Linked DNA regions of Homo sapiens: region 1 is linked to region 2. The links are chromatin loops, found by intact Hi-C in ENCODE. Cell type or tissue: endothelial cell of umbilical vein. All regions are shown on one strand. Links, peaks and the distances in the headings refer to the core of each region. The heading gives the core; the rest is flanking DNA. Region 1 has its middle 24 kb from the start of CAMK2D. Region 2 has its middle 98 kb from the start of ARSJ.

Region 1 (2,926 bases), core at 257-2,756, 290 kb after region 2:
ATTATAGTTGATAAGTTTAGTAACACCTGAGAATAGTTAGTAACACTTGTTCCTGTTTTCTGTCCAAATTTTTAAATACTCAACAGATAAATTTTATTGAGATGTGTCCAGCAGTTATTTTAGCAAATCTGCCTCATTTGACTTAGTCTAAATAGTAATCATTGGGTATTAAAATAGTTCAATCTGAGTAAGCATCTGAAGGTTTGTTCACAGTCCAGCAATTTTGGCAGATTAGAGAATAAAACATAAGTACTATTCTTTCAGAGACTGTGACCCACACAATTAAAAAATTCTAATTTTACCAGTCTGGCCTCTTCCATATCCTGCTGATTATATAGTGAAACTACTACTGCTCTATTTGCCCATGAACTTGAAGATATGGCTATGAAGCATCAAATGAAGTGAAGATTGGCAAATTATCTACCTATTTGAATAGGAATATCAACTATATAATTCAAACCCTCTATTTTCCTAGTTTTAGTCATTTTACTGAATCATTTGATTTAGCTGGCCACTTAGATCAAGTAATTAAATAAATGCTTAAACTATTAAGAACCTACTTGTGGACATCAAAACTTAAAACCATTCCCTGTTTCAAAAAATACTTGCTGCTGCTTACGTTACTTCTACTTGTATCCTAGGTATAGTCATGGCATCCATCACGTGGGCAATGTCAGCAACTGACTAAGTAGTAGAATACATTCAATGCAATGCCAGCAACTACTAAGTAACTGGGATACATTCATTTATCCAGGTTTAATGTGATGCTTCTGTAAATGTCCCAGAGGATAAAAATTTTTTGAAAAAAGGATTCTTTGTTGCTTCTGAGATATGAGGAAGTGCTCAAATCTTCCTCTTTCAAAATGTCAGAGAGTCCTTATTCCAGACTTGCACGCCTAAATTTTTACCAATGGTGGAAGTTGGTATGATTCTCCTGTGCAACTCAGAATATAGGATTCATATCACAGACCCTCTGGGACCCTGGCTTGTGCAAGCTCCACATAAGCCCTGGATATTCAATAGTATTTTCCTTAGGGAAGGAGAGTGTTATGAAATTGAAAGCACATGAAGCTATTTGGCATCTCCTATTTTTAAAAAATTTAGTATAATTTTAAATAATTTAAATGCAAAATAGAATTTCTAATTTCATTACCTATGCCAAAATTTCTGTGACATTTCATGACACTGTCACTCTAGCATTCTTTCTGTCTCAGTGAAATTGGTGTTTGAGGATTCTTTGCATATTCCTAGCTGAGTTTACTGTCAACCAGAGTCTAATTTGCATATTTCTCTTACAAACTCAAAATAAGTTTTGATCATATTTGAATCATGTAAGCCATTTTCCCCCTTTGAATCATTTTACTTTACAGAAAGTTTCTTGTCTTAAAACAGTTACAGTAATAAATAATAAACATCACAGTAAAATTAACACCTTCATTTTTTCTATTTTTGTCATTGCAGTATTTAACCTTTAGTTTGATTAATTAAAATTCTATCTCTTAGAAGAACATAAGCATAATCAAGAGAAAACCTACAAAATCAGGATTATGTATGTGCAGCTCCTGGCACAATGCTTACCCTTAAGTAAATGTTCAACAGCTAGTAATAATAGTAACACAACTTAAGCAGACTTCTAATTCGTTTACTCCTCAAAGACTATTGAAGAGTAGGTCCTGAGTTTGTCATCCAGTTTGTGGATATGATCCACTTTCTGGCACAGATACAAAGTAAACCACAGTTCTTGGGTCAAGAAGCTTAGTGTATAGTGAGAGAGACAGAAGGTTTGTGCAAAGTGCTATTTGTGCACTTTGTGTGTTGGGTAATAGAGGAAATGACTAACTATGGGATGTTGAAGCCAGAAAATAGTTCACAAAGCAAGGGACTTTTGAGCTTTAGAGATTCTGTGGGAGTTTTTCCAATAAATATAATTACTTAGTAGAGAGGGCTTTTGGGGGAATTAAAGATAACTGAATTATTGCTCTTTTGCCAGCAACATTGGGCACAAGATTTTCTGATATCCCAGGAATGAGACCCACCTCCTCCCTATCACCCCATCTTCAGCTGAAGGCAATAACAGCCACCCCATGACCTCCAAACTCAGTGCTCTGTGGCTTCTGAAATGAATTTCATCATGCTTCCAATACCAGTCCAATACCAGCTCCCTTGTATCACCCTCAGAAATCCAAGCTTCCCAGTTCACCTAATTTCACAGGTATTTATCACCACCCTGCTTTCAGCGTCACCAATCTGATCACATCTCCCACATTCTTGGTCATCCAAGTCCTTCCACCAAAGCTTGTTTCCAGTTATCAGAAAATTCCTCTACTTCCTTAATCTTTTTATTGAACATTTCCTTCAGATTCTTGTTGAAATTAACCTGACTCCAGCAAACCCTGCTTTCCCTAGAGCCCTTCAAGTGGAAAATGTCTTTATTTTTTCTTCTTTTTCCCCCCTGAGATGGAGTTTCACTCTGTTGCCCAGGCTGGAATGCAGTGGAGCCATCTCAGCTCACTGCAACCTCCGCCTCCTGGGTTAAAGCGATTCTCCTGCCTCAGCCTCCCGAGTAGCTGGGAATTACAGGTGCATGTCACCATGCCTGGCTAATTTTTTGTATTTTTAGTAGAGACGGGGTTTCACCATGTTGGCCAGGCTGGTCTCGAACTCCTGACCTCGTGATCCACCCACCTCGGCCTCCCAAAGTGCTGGGATTACAGGCGTGAGCCACCACACCCAGCCTATTATTTTCCTCTTATATGCTACATACTACATACGCTTAGAGCTTGAGGTAGCGTCCTCTCTGCTCCCTGTTGCTACTTCCAAACTGTCACTCCTATTTCACACTTCAAAACTCTGTCTTTTGAAACACACGTTATCATTCTTTGCCACTATGGATTCCCTTCTTGTTAAGCAACGTAGGGACCTCTGA
Region 2 (2,926 bases), core at 90-2,589:
GTGAGTGAATTATAAACCCCTTCTTATTTTATAAATTACGCAGTCTCAGGTGTTCTTTATAGCAGTGTAAAAAGAGTCTAATACACTCAGATATTTAAAAAAGAGTGTGGCCCCCAGCTGATCAATGGGTTATTTGAAATAGATTTCAGTTATTTCCTATTTTTCTTTTCAATAAGAAATTGTGACACATTTTGTCATAGTTCCTGGAGTTCCACTTGCCAGACTGCCACACAATTGCTGAATAACATCTACATGCAACATGAGTTACAATACAGGAGAGAGACCCTGAGCTTAGGGAACTCAAATCTTGTATTATGAACAATAAGCATGCCGGCCCTTTACTCCAAATGGAAATAATCTTTCTATCTCCCAAGGCTGTTCCTATACAAACATCTGTGTAAAGATAATTCAGAATAGTCAGTCAGTGCCTCTGCTCACAAGATGCTAAAAAACATGAGGCAACCTTATTGTGTCCCAACAAAATTCACTCCTCACTTTTACATCATCTTAACTTCTGGTGAATTTTTTCATGAGTACACCATTTCCCAATTCCATCAGCCACTTTGATTAATTTGACTCACAAAGCCTCAAACCAAATCCATTCCATTTGTCCCATGCAACATTTAATTAACACTGCTATCACAGGATGAGAGCAACTAGCAGTACTGACCTCAACCAGGCCCCTAGAGTTCTGGACTCAAATAGCTTCACAGATGTCACAAATGCTTAAGGTCTACCTTAGAAAGTGTTTTAGACTGCTAGGGCTGCCATAACAAAGTAACCACATATTAGGTTGGCTTCAACAAGAGGAATATATTTTTCTCACAGTTCTGGAGGCTGAAAGTTGAAGATCAAAGTGTCAGCAGGTTTTGTTTCTCCTGGGGCCTCACTTCTTTTCTCGAAGATGGCTGTTTTCTTACTGTATCTTCACATAGTCTTTCCTCTATGTTCATGAAGCCTTTGTGTTTCTTCTTCTTCTTATAAGGACACCAGTCATACAGGATCAGGACCACACACTAATAACATCATTTTAACTTAAGTTCAAGATCAAAGTGTCAAAATGGTTAGTTTCTTCTGAGAACTTTTCTCCTTAGCTTACAGATGGCTGTCTTCACATGGTCTTTCTTCTGCATGTGTTTGTGTCCTGATCTCCTTGATTTATACAGACCACAGTCATATTGCCTTAAGGTGCACCATAATGATCTTATTTAACCTCTTTAGAGACCTCATCTCCAAATACAGTTACATCCTGAGGTACTAGGGGTTAGGACTTCAACATATGGATTTTAGGGAAACATAATTCATCCCAAAATAGAAAATGAGGTGGCTTTCTGTTTAACTTTCTGTATTGGCCTTTCCACTTGGTGACTGTAGAGTCCACAATGGCATGTAAGGATAATTCTATCATCTGTAACAATCCTGGACAGTGAGAGGAGGCTAAACTGCATGGCTTCCAGGGCTTTAGCTAAAGTTAGGGACAAATTTCTCACAATGCTTTCCTAAATGAATGATTTGTATCACAGGGATGACTGCCAACAGGGGCCATGTAATTAATGACTCAGTGATTCATCCAGGAAGCTCCCCAGAGTAAGCAACAGCAGCTTCATATTGGAAAGAACTCCATGTCATCTGATAACTATGTGATCTACTGATGGTATTCCTTAAAATCTAGATAGTCTCAGATGACTGCCTCAGAGGAACAAGTAGCTGTGTTTTCAGGAGGGAAGCAAATGAATGCCTAGAATCCACACAAAATGTTCAGTCCCAGAGACACATATGGTGACTCTACAAAGAAAAGGTTGTTTGCAATAATTGAGCCCTCAGTTGGGGTAGCACATGTTAATGGTGCTTCCAAATTGTTCTCATATCCACATGATGGATCTTAGGGTTCCCAGTTCAGTTCAAAAACTGAGTTGAGTCCTTTGGTTTTGGAGACAGTGAGTGAGGGAAGTAAGTCCAAGCAGTTGTCTTGCCTTATACCATAGCTGGGTGGGATTTGTGTGCTCCATGGAACAAGCAGCAGCTCCAGGAGTGGAGCTGATACAGACATCTGGAGGTGGTGACGGATGTTTTGCATGGAAGATGCAGGAGCTTGGGCCATCCTCTGTTATTTCCAATAAATTTCTTAGTAATATTAAGGGGAATGATTGTCAAATTGTACTCAAAGCTGTCTAGCAGAGGACAGAAGATTCACCAGTATGCTAAATTTAATTGCAACAGTTTGGAAAAGCCACCCAAGTCATTTCTCATTCATGAGAAAGGCTATAGGGCTGATTCCAAAAGAAAAAAGATGATTAATATCCTTCCCTTTCCAGTATTTTCTGTGGTCTGAGTAATTTCTTTCCCATGCCAAAGTCATTGTTTTCCCTTCACTGCCACAAAATTGATGTGTCTCATTCCAGTAGCTATAACTTTACCTTTTTTAAAAAAAACATTTTTTAATCACACCTAGGCCTTTCATCTGTAAAGAGTCTGGTACAAGAAAGGCAACAGTATTTTTTTAAATTTTTTTTTTACTTTAATCAGTTTTATTCATACAAATGTTTACAGTTATAAGTTTAGAACAAGTCACTGATAAAATACAGATTGGATTGTTTTCAGTATTATGCTTTGGGTATATATTATCACAATTCTTTTTCTTATTTTTAATTTAATTTTAGATTTGGAGGTACATGTGCAGATTTGCTTTATGAGTATATTGCATGATGCTGAAGTTTTGGCTTCTAGTAATCCCATCAGCCTAGTAGTGAACAAAGCACCTGATAGGTAGTTTCTCAACTCTTATTTCCTTGTCCCCTTTCACCCTTTTAGAATAGCCAGTGTTTATTGTTTCCATCTTTGTCTCCATGAGAACCCAATGTTTAGCTCCCATTTATAAGTGAGAACATGTGGTATTTGATTTTCTGTTTTTGCATTAACTCACCTA

The links. Peaks named below come from ENCODE experiments on the same cell type or tissue, not always from the same donor. Only the 100,000 strongest peaks of a DNase experiment are listed, where the experiment ranks them.
Region 1: it touches region 2 in a loop (3-fold over the local background); 35 of 110 quality-filtered maps call a loop at or near these places.

What each region holds. Positions count from the first base shown.
Region 1 is chr4:113,783,889-113,786,814 of GRCh38, reverse strand. No RefSeq gene overlaps it. Among named protein-coding and RNA genes, the nearest start is that of CAMK2D, 24 kb to the right of the region's middle. In endothelial cell of umbilical vein, for the core only: no CTCF peak of the experiment used is centred there; a DNase peak (open chromatin) is centred at 1,714; H3K27ac peaks cover 362 bases.
Region 2 is chr4:114,076,468-114,079,393 of GRCh38, reverse strand. No RefSeq gene overlaps it. Among named protein-coding and RNA genes, the nearest start is that of ARSJ, 98 kb to the right of the region's middle. In endothelial cell of umbilical vein, for the core only: no CTCF peak of the experiment used is centred there; DNase peaks (open chromatin) are centred at 1,553 and 2,313; H3K27ac peaks cover 1,162 bases.